Linked DNA regions of Mus musculus: region 2 is linked to region 1. Evidence: chromatin loops called from intact Hi-C (ENCODE). Cell type or tissue: left cerebral cortex. All regions are shown on one strand. Each heading gives the region's core, and the rest is flanking DNA. Links, peaks and the distances in the headings are about the cores only.

Region 1 (5,371 bases), core at 182-5,181:
GTATACATGTCTGTGTCCCACAGGAGTGCCTGGTGCCTGTGGAGGCTGCAGGAGGGCACCAGATCCCTAGAACTGGAGTGACACGTGGCTGTGAGCTGCCCGGTGGGTGCTAGAAATTGAACCCAGGTCCTCTGGAAGTGCAGTCAGCTCTCTTAACCCACCAAGCCATCTCTCTAGCCCCAAGTTGTGACTTCTTTGGGAGCTACAAGAACCTTTCCCAGTCCTTATACAACACCAGTGGGCAGAGAGCCTGTATATGAGGTCAGAAGTACCTTTCTGATTTATTTATGGGAATTATTTAATTTTTGGACAGGAGCCTCTGAGGCATAGTATGGAAGGTCCCATCACTTAAAAATTCTATTCGACTGCTGATCTTCTGCCCCCATGTCTCCTGTCTACATTTCATCAAGTGATTTAAGCTTGACATATACATGTGCAACAGGGTAGAGAAGGGTTTAGCAAGCAATCGGTTCATCAACTAAAGCTAGTGGAGGCATCACGAAGGCCCAGGCACCTTGTTTTGGGGGATAGAAGCCAGAGTGGGGTGCTGCAGTAAGACCTGAGGGAGAAGAGGGGTTCAGGGCAGGCAGGAGGACGAGTAGCTGGGGGTGGTATTAGGGTTGTCTCAGATGACAACAGACTGGGAAAGGAACAACTGGGAGGGTCTCAAGGCTACCTGTAGCCTGGCCAGCCAGAAAAGGCCAGGGACTTCCTGGTTCCATTATTCCCTGGTCAGTCAAGCTGAGAGAGAAGCTGTGTGGTCATTCATGGATACCAGGATGGTGCCAGACAATTGATATACGAGACTGCCCCAGCTCTGGGTGAATTAATTTCTTTTTAAAAGGGGAACCTGTCCTGAGATGGGTGGGGAAGAAGTATCTACAATGTGAAGGCAGATGGGGTGGCCCCCCTGCGGCCCTCTGCTCCTGTTGTCTTTAGAAGAGTCTGCACGCAGGAGATGAAGCAGTGGAGGAGACAGGACTTAGTGAGGGGATGGGGCCTGAGACGGGAGGCCAGGAGGAGAGAGTTATTGCCATCCCCTTTCCTGGTGTGAGAGGATCCGGAACGTCACATAATTTAATGTGCACATCCTCCCTCTTTGCTGCAAGGGACTCCCAGGGGCATATACTGATCCTGGTTCATTCCTCCTCTGATCACAGTGGAAGAGGAGACACAAAGCAACATGTTCTGGACGACTGAGGCAGCTCCTAAGGTCCCAGGCTTTGCAGCACCACATCCTCTGCCTGAAGACTGTTTTCTCAGGCCTGAGCTGGTGAGTGTTCCGTCACTGTCAGGTGGTGGAACTCTATGGGTGGTCCTGGCCTTCCAGGCTCTGCTTAGATAGCAGAAGCCTGGGGGCTGTCTGGATGGTCCCTGACAGCCATCCGCTTCCCCTGAGAGTTACTACGACAGTGTTCTCCCTTCTCTTCCCCGGACCAGAGTTCTGAATGCTGAAACCTCATTGAGGAGACTAGCTATGGAAAAATGTATACCAACTTCCAGACTTTTGGCTGAGACTTTTTTCTTTTAAGAAGCAGAAAAAGGCAGGTAATGCGAGCCTTCTGTTCAGCGGCGTTTTCGGTATTTCATGGCCACTTTACAGTGTGCCGATGAGCTTGATATATATATATATATATATATATATATATATATATATATATATTTTTTTTTTTTTAAATGTCTTCTTGGTTTCCCCTTCTCTGTGTATTTTTAATGGAAAAAAACCATTTTTCACTTGATGAAGCTCAAGACTCAACAGGCATAAAAGACAAATTACCCCTCCCCAGGTGAGGCCGATTTCTGCAGAGCAGGATACAGAGGGCAGCGTGGGGAGGTCTTTAGTCGGCAGTGTAGTGTGCACACGTGGGAAATTAGTGGGAAATCTGTTTCTTCTGACCTAAGGTTAGAAGGCCTTCCTTAGGCGGCCTTGGTGGTCTAACTATGGGACAAGAAGGGGCACAAACACCTTCACCCCAGAGCAGTCAGAATAGGGCTTTCCGAGTGTCTCCTCTGTGCTGGCGCTCTCTCCTGCAGCTCCAGAGCACTCAGTGAGAACCTTCGCCAGCCTCTGTGCCCCTGTCCCTTGTCATCTGTGTTCTGTGCACTCAGCCATGGCCAGGGCTTGACCCTACCAACCCTTAGCTAGGGAGGTCCTGGAGCTCTGCAGGCACACTGGCAAGTCCTGGCCTTGACCAGCTGTGTCCAGCTGTGCTCCAGCTGCTCTTGCACATGCTCACAGATTTCCTGCTGGGAACCCTTCCTTTTCCCTCTCAGTGTTCTCCTCCACCGAGGTCACATGGCGGTACTTAGGGGACCAGAAGAACTCCTTCATGTTTCCTTGGGTCATGGCCACTCTGCAATCACTTCCACACAAGAACAGTGGGACTGAGTGACTTCAGCTGACCGGTGGCCCAACAAAGTCTGAGACAGTCACTTCTCACCCTTCACAGCATGGTCTGCCGACCGCAGTCCATCATTACCCACCTGGCTTACTTACTGTCCTGTGGCCGTTCCTCCACTGTGAACACCAGAGGGCAGCAGTGTCTGGCTCTTTTGATCCCCAAAGCATTTCAAATGTGTTCTAGAACTGGTACCCGGTGCACAGATAGTACCCAGTAAGGATGGATTGGCTGAGCAGATGAGGTAAGGGATGCTGGAGAACCTAGGCAGCCTGACACATACAAACACAGCAAAGAACTGCTCTTTTTCTGTCTCCTCTCCACCCGGTCCACCGCTGCCTGCTCTCTCACAAAGATGAGCTTTTTACATTAGCTCATAATGATGACAAAGGCTTCCTGAGTCTAATGGACTGGAGCAAGAAGGAAGGTGGTCTCCTTGGGTACTCTCATTATCCCTCTGAGAGAGCAGAAGCATCCATGATCTGGCTGTGTCTATGAGTGAGGTTTTCAATGCTATGTATATTCTGATGGAGGTGTGCTGTCATGCTGACAGGCTCCAACCCCTCCTGCCGGGGCTCATCCTTTGAAGGTCTTGCCTGTCTACACGCACAGCATGTGTTGGATATATAGGGGGGGGGAGATGGATGGGATGTATGGCATTGGAAGCCATGTCTGTAGAAGAAGCAATGAGAAATGAGAGGGGAGAGGGAGAGGGAGAGGGAGGGAGAGAGAGGAGAGAGAGAGAGAGAGAGAGAGCTATGAGCCAGGGAACCAGTGGGGCCAGCAACTCTGCCTCCTCTCCTGAGCCTTGAACAGATTGTGTTTGCTGGTGCACAGTTTTGATGGCAACCAGGTCTTACTTGTTTGCCTATGAAAACCATCTGATGGCTTCATGACCACGTGTCCCCGATTCAATCTGTGACTCAAAGAATATGAACTGACCTTCTCATGTAATGCTGAGGATGGGATTTGTTCATAAGAGGAGGAAGAGAAAATGAAGCTGTGTTGTTCCCAGGAGCTGGGGGGGGTGGGGGGGGTGGGGGGGGGTTCCTTAGGCATAAGAAAGTTGAAGTCATTGGCCTTTGTGATTCCCAGGTATTGGAGACTTTATCTGTCAATCAAATGTTTCAACCACCTCTGGGTTTTAACAGCCAGACTCATTGGATGGAAAGTGTGTGTTGTGTTTTGTAAACTGGCAGTATAATAGGGCAGGAGGGAGCACCTCAGAGGGGCAGCTAAGGTGTTCCCCCGAGGGATCACCACCAGGCAACAGGCCTTGTACAAAAGGAGGTTTATTGGGGGGAATGGAGGGGCACCTGGAAAGAGGGAAAGGCAGAGCAACGAAGGGGGTAGAGAAGGACAGAGAGAGAAGAGAGAGGAAGGAAGGACAGAGAGAGGAAGAGGAGACAAGGCTGGCCAGGGACATGTGGGGAATTAGGAGAATAGAAGGTGGAGATAGAGAAGGGCACACACACATGAAGGGGGGGGCAGAGAGAGAGAAAGAGAGGGAGGGAAGAGGGAGTTGGAGTAGGTGAGCAGTCCTCCTTACACACCAGGTTGGCTTGCACCTGGCAGGCAGCTATGCAAGCTGTTGCTAGGTAGCTCTTGGGTGGAGCCTAGCAGAATTATCCCTAAGCCAACGGCGCAGGCTTTTGTAAATTAACAATGTGCAATAAATTCCCCGGGCACAGGGCCCTGGGTGAAGCTTAGCCAAGGACAGAGAGAAACTTGGCTTTTCTGCCCTCAATCTAGCTGCTGGGTTTGCCCCTGACCCACAGCAGTGTGACCTATCAGGGGTCTCAGAAACCCTGGGGACTGCAGCCACCTCTCATGGGATCCAGCCAACTTCATGGGCACCTGGCAGAGGGTAACAAGACGAGTATGTAGCCACCTGTATAGCTACTGCGTCTAGACCGGCTTATTCTCACTGAACAGCCGGGGGGCTGGTAGCTGTCCTGAGAAGACATCGGACAGATCCATGGAAATGCTTAAATCTCAAGGCTGCCGAAGCAGGGTGGGGGATTAACTTTGGAAATGTTGCTATGTAAATGGTTTAAATGAACAGTGCCTTTGGAGCAGCCTCTGCTGATCGATCTGTTTAACCAAAGGAGAGAAGAAAAATTGGTGACTGAAGCCAAAATTCTTACTTGGCACCAGCACAGAAGAACCTGCAACAGACAAGCCGGTTTGTCAGAAACCCCAGGGATTTCCGACTTACCTTTGTCCAGAAATGTCCTCTGCCTCTATCTACCTGTCTGTCTCTGTGTCGTTTTAGTTTTTTTTTTTTTTTTCAACTCTAGTGTTACCTCTTTCCTCTCTCAAACAGAAGCATTTGACATTATTTTGGGCGGTCATATAACAACTGAGAACAGTTGCTTTTTTTTTTTTTCCTACAGATACGTATTACTCTGATCTACCTATAGATGTCACTGTTCATTTATGACAAATCATCCCCGGAGCTCAGGCAATTACCTCGGCTAAAATAACAAGCGTGTTTTCTGGAAATAAAATAACCAGCAAGTACCGAGAGAGAGGCATTTTCTCTCGCAGGTGTCTCCAAATCAAAGCTGAGGTGCGAACAACAATTCACTCTTTCTCCAGGCCTCCCACACAGTGTTTGCTTCCAGAACTTCAGCACCGCAGTGAGAGCTAGCTCTTCCTGGCCTGGCAGTCCCTCAGCCCTAACTGCCTGACCCCATAAGCATTTCCTACTTGTTTTAGCTTGTGAAGGACGCTGGCGTTCTGAGAGACAGGAAGTAGAGTTATACTGTATTTCAATATAAACAAAAAATTCTGCTACCCATTGCTGCCTACCGAGAACACATATACCATGGATGTTGAAATGGATGGAATGTTTCAGTAAGTCTCTAATAATAAGGGAATGTAAGCACAGCATTTATACAACAGACAGAGACTTGTATATTCACCCAGTGACTCATGCATGATAATGGTTGTTAGTGCTGTTATTTAGA
Region 2 (5,371 bases), core at 273-5,272, 1.6 Mb after region 1:
AGAGCTTAAATGGCCTGTTTCCTACCAGATTTCCCCACAGCAAAATCCTGATAAGATTATGAGTTTACTTAGTAAGGTACGTGTCTGCACTCAGTTCAAGCCCTCCCTCTTGGGCCGTCCTGGCTCTCAGCCTCGAGATGTCCCCAGGGTGTCTCCCAGTGTCTGTGACATCATGGGGTGTCAGGGTCCGTGCTCATTACTGTAGACCAATGCCACGGTCTCCGGTGCTACCTTTATTTGTTGTGTAAGCACTGTAGAAGAGTTACAGTAAATCGTTTGTGTAGAAATGGAGCTAGGGAGGGAAGTTCTCTGCACGCTCCTTCTGGCTCAGGGTTGCAGTTACAACAGACTGAATCGTGTCCCAGGTGTCTATTGATAGCTTGTCCCTCCTGGTGAAGAAAACGAATGATTCGAAAGCCAATTTGCTCAACATTAGTGCTCCAGTGGGGTGAGCTTTGGCTCCAATGGTAGATCCTTTTTGCAGGCCATGTGACATTGGAGCTAGGTAGTCGTGGTGGGGACATGTGGCTGCACAATGGAAGCTGCAATGGCAGGTGCCAGGGGTCCGCTTGCTGATATAAGGTGCTCTTCTGGGGACAGATGAGGGACCTACAGTGAATCATACGCCAGGTAAGGACATCAGCCTGCAGAAGCCACCTGTGACTGACTACTTGTTCATGCGCACACACTCCCACCCACTCTCTAAGATGTTTAAGTTCCTTAAAGCAAGAGCTATTTTTCCCCACGGCATCTGATTTAAAAACAGCAGCTCTGGCTCTTGCTGACCAAATGTCTGGTGAGGAGGAAGCATGGTTTTGCTGCTGAGTGGGCAGGTAGGGCTGTGGTACTCTTCTGCCTTAGGACTATGGCACAGGGACAGAGACCAGCGACTGCTTGAGGCAGCCCACATCGGGCTCCTATTTCTTCTCTACTGGGGATCGGACCTAATGCACAAGCTAGAGAAGCATGTGACCACCGAGTTACAGTCCCAGACTTCTTCTTTTTCTTTTTTATTAAAGATTAAGATGGGCTGGCCTCACTCTGTAGCCCAGACAGGCCTTGAACTCTTGGTCTTAGCTTCTCAAGTAGCTGGAATCACGAGTCTGGGCCGTTAGGCTCAGTGGCCCTATTTCACCTTTGACTGCCATCATCAGGACCCTGGGTTGCTGCAGTGTGGTGAGTCCCCGTTCTGCCTGGAGGCTCGGCCGATGTAACTTTAACTTTTTCAAACCTTATTTTTAATGATGGTTCTTAAAGGCTTTAACTTCCCTTGTAGTCCCACCAGAGGTAGTGGAAAAGAAAGGATACAGGGGATGTGGACCTGTTTAGAAAGGTTCTTTGGAGCAACTCCCATCTGTGTTGTCAGGAAATCAGCAGTTCAGTTCACAGGTTAGCTGGAAGTGGCAGCTTAATCCACTTGCAAACACCTCACGACTACACTAGCAGTTCAGCTTGGTAGAGTCAGCTTAGCAACAACAGAGACACCACCCAGCAGAGACAGCCAGACCTCAGCCTTGGCTCTACTCAGCAGGAGGGACCAGCAGGGCCACCAGGAGTTCTTGGCTCTATCTTTCTCAGGGAAGAGAAGATCAGAGAAGATGTGAGACCCACAAGCACTGCACAGCTAGCTGTACCAGAAAGCTAAGCTCTGTCTCTGTCACTCCTTAGAGTCCTATTTATACCCTTAAATATCATGTGTCCTCCACGTGCCTTGCATGGGACTTGCCTTAGCACAGGCATCCAATCAGCCTGAGTCCGCAGAAGCAGCAAGAAGCTGCAGCACACCACTAGAATTATTTTGGTGCATTTCTCTCTGCAGCATCTTGACAAATGCAGCTCAACTATGCAATATAATGCAGACCAACACATAGGTATCATTAACAAAGAATCCTTCACCACGTGTCCTTTCACGTGCTTGCTTTAGCAGAACATCCTCTCTCCAGTGTCTGCTTCAGTGAAATATTCCTTTATTAGTCTGCCTTAACCTTTCATACCTGTGTCCACATTAACAAAACACCCCTTTACACGTTTGCACCAGCAAAACACCATCCAAACAACTTTCCAAAGAACCCTTAAGCTCCCACTTCAGACTGCATCTGTCCACTTGCCTCCTAAGCTTACTAGAGGATATGCTCTTCTGAGCCCCTGTAGGAACTGGCAGTGGTGGGGCAGAAGCCTCTGCCTGGCTACTGTGGGTAGACTCTCCTGCAGCAGCCGAGCATAGGGCATGGAGAGAGTTGAGTGGTGTGGCCAGCTTTTGAGATGCTGCTGCTTCCGGACAGCACAGCCACCTGGAAGCCACGCTCCTTGCCACCTGGTTGTGGTCCTTTAACTTCCTATGATCAGCCCCAGGAAGTGGTTTATGGAATTGGAAGCCATAGAAAAATCATGATGACATATTTTGAGCTGAAAGATTGGCAAGTAAAGATGCTGTGGGCTTCAGTGTTATCTCCTGCCTCCCAGTGCAGAGAGAGGCACTTAGGGAAGAGCACAAGCATGAAGGCCCTCCTTACCCCTGTGAGCTCACTACTACTGAGTGGCAGCTGAGACTTGGCCGCTGCCTCTCACAGTTTCAGACTTGGTGTCTGCTCCCCACCCCCATCCAGAGGAGTGTCAGAGCCTGGCTGGGCCAGCACTCTTCATGAAGCTAGGCATGGGCCCAGCTGTAGTGTTGAAACCTGGTCAGCTGAGGGAGAAGAGAATGTCAAGTCTGGCCATTGGACCACAGAGGTCAGGGATCTGGCACAGAGAAAGGTCTGCTGTCTCTGCCTACCAGTGGCCTAGTGGTTTGGAGAGGAACTGGAGGCTGTGGCTTTTCGCTAGTGTGTCAGCTGATGACGGATACAAGGCTGTCTTCAAACCCTTTGATCCTTCTTCTCTTGCCTGATTTCACAATTGAGCAGTTTCTTTTCCTAGTTCCCACCCTGGTCTTCCTACTCCTCTGGCAGCTGTAGCTGGACACAGAATCCTACTACACAGGTGCCGCCCCATCCTACTGTCTGCCAGTTTGAGCTTGCCATTTCTTACTGCTACTTAATTCCAAACACACACTATAAATATAGGGCACACACACTGCGGAACTGTTAGACAAAAAAGTGTTACTCATTTTCCTAGGTTACGTTTTCTTTCCATGCAAAAACAATGCTACCAATGGTTTGTCAGAAAAAACAGTGCAGTTAGTGCTAGTTATTCAAGTTGGTGGCCCTCAAGATCTATCTACTCAGGTAACTGTAACATATTTGATGAGTGGCCTGGTCAGAACTATTAGGAACCAGTAGTAGATCCAGGCGCTGTCAGTGTCCACCCTGAGGCTCAGCTGAGAGACAAGATGGCTAAGGCAGGAATGCAGGCTGCTGGACACAAGCACTTTGGTGTGTTTTGACTCTAGCAACAACCTATTCCTCCAAGTGTTAACACTTGAGAACCAGAGGACAGTGCTGAGGCTGTCAGAGCAGGGCCTTCGCTGACCCCCTCGCTACACTGGGATGTGTACCCAAAGGAACTGTTCATACTTTAGACAAAGTATTACTTGCTTTCACTGCAATTCACAAAACCTGGTAAATTCAGGGTTAGTGAACACAGACAGAATGCTTTCCAGGCACGTAGAGGCGGATGCAGAGTAACAGTGAGTATGTTTTTAAAGACCGCTGGGACGAGTGTAGCCCCAGCCCTGGAAGGCAGGTTCCAGGTTCCTGCTGGGGTATGGGGAGAGCCTGGGGCCCCAGGGACTATACTGCGTGGCTCAGTCTGTGGCCGAAAACTAAGTGGTATGCAAATCATTCAAAATTTAGCAGGAGAGTTGTCTCCAAGGTCAGCCTGAGCTACATAATTTGGGCTACAGACCCTGTCTCGAAAAACCAAACTAAACAACACACTTGAAAGCTGATAAAGCTGTACTGGTGGAGAGTATCAGGGCTGTGAATAACTGCTTCTAATCTTATATTCAAATACATAATAAAGCAGGGGCTGGGAAGATAGCTGAGAAAACTTGCTGATTTTCGAGGGGACCTGGGTTTGGTTCCTAGCACCCACATGGCAGCTATAACCACCAAACACAGAATAAAGAGAAAAAGCACGGGGATACCATCACTGCCCACCAGCTTCCCCTTAATGTTGAAATTAGAGGCGATTTATCTGGGGGCTACGGATATTTCATATTAATAGAAATCTCTTCTGTTCCAAAATTCTTAAGAATCATTGAATCGGGCCAGGTATGAGACACACATTTTCCATGCCAGAAATTCCACCCCTCCAAGTATATACAGGCCCTAGTTTTGATCCCCAGTCGTGAAAAATCCCTGCAAATACTGTTCATGAGGAACCAACTCTCAGACCTTCTATTTCCCTGCAGTGAAGGCAGAGAGACCTCCTGCACCTCCAGAAGCGGCTGTGACCGGCTTCCCGACTGCTCCCCGCTTAGAGGTCGGATTTGTAGAGGTGGTCTTAGTCTTCTCCTCTCATTTACTCAGAGAAGCTGTAGGAAGAGGGCAGAACAGAAGGAAGGAAAGCTCAGCACCCCCCCCCCCCCAGCCAAGGAATCTCTGTTCTGCCTGTAGTTTCTCCAGTGCTCTACTTGTTATCAAGTTATAAAGCTATAAATATATAATGTGTTGGGTGGGAAATTTGGTTTTGCAAAATATAAAAAATATAAAGCTTCCAGCCCAAAGCATTATACATCTGAGGGAAATGAAAGCAGTTGAATCTTTTACAAAGAATTTTGGAATACAAAATTGGACACCTTAAGAGTTTTCGTTTTGCAGTACTGGAAATCCTACCAGGTAGGCAAGTTGCTCTGCTTCTGGGTTCTGCCCTCAGCCCAACAGCTGAAGGCTTTAAATGCATCTCTATGTCATCTGGACATGGGGCTACCCAACACAGAAACTAAACATTAGAAATCTGCTCTTCTCTGTGAGGACTCTTCAGAGCCAGAAACGTTTGGAACTTCGAGACTTAGAAGCTTCAAATACACGGAGTCGCGTTCTCATTCTTTCCACTTGTTAGGAAAGAACCCTAAGGACTTTATACACTCAGAGACCGCAAGGCAGTTAACCAAATGCTGATTCTTTGACAGTTGGTTGCATGGATACAATGTATATTGATTGTACCTACCCCAGCCCCCTCTCCAGGATTCCCCTAGCTTGTTCCCTTCTCCCTCTTTATGTGTTGCTGGAATTTCCAACCCCAATAGTCCCGTATAAAAAAACACGCAATTCAGTTATTATAATTATAAGCTATAAGCCTTATAAGGGCATATCTAATACTAGTCTAACTGACCCCCCACCTATAAGGCCCTTACTACTTCCAGTTTCTCCTGGCCAGGTAGTTCTGCTCCATTACTGCTTCCTTCTCCTCTTCTCCATGCTCTCTCCTT

What was found. A loop is a pair of places that touch in the nucleus more often than their neighbours do. Peaks named below come from ENCODE experiments on the same cell type or tissue, not always from the same donor. Only the 100,000 strongest peaks of a DNase experiment are listed, where the experiment ranks them.
Region 2: it touches region 1 in a loop (3-fold over the local background); 7 of 42 quality-filtered maps call a loop at or near these places.

What each region holds. Positions count from the first base shown.
Region 1 is chr17:11,972,310-11,977,680 of GRCm38, reverse strand. All of the region lies in intron 9 of Prkn (parkin RBR E3 ubiquitin protein ligase), which reads right to left. It overlaps Gm46604 (a long non-coding RNA gene), which reads left to right. Exons shown (of 6, transcript XR_001782243.2): 2 at 1,161-1,273; 3 at 4,796-5,371. Among named protein-coding and RNA genes, the nearest start is that of Gm52293, 56 kb to the left of the region's middle. In left cerebral cortex, for the core only: CTCF peaks have their summits at 2,538 (motif pointing right) and 4,835; DNase peaks (open chromatin) are centred at 2,552, 4,440 and 4,955; H3K27ac peaks cover 772 bases.
Region 2 is chr17:10,324,158-10,329,528 of GRCm38, reverse strand. It overlaps 1700110C19Rik (RIKEN cDNA 1700110C19 gene), which reads right to left and starts at 4,927. Exons shown (of 3, transcript NR_045461.1): 1 at 4,739-4,927; 2 at 4,335-4,474; 3 at 217-609. In left cerebral cortex, for the core only: a CTCF peak has its summit at 2,788; DNase peaks (open chromatin) are centred at 774 and 2,718; H3K27ac peaks cover 2,084 bases.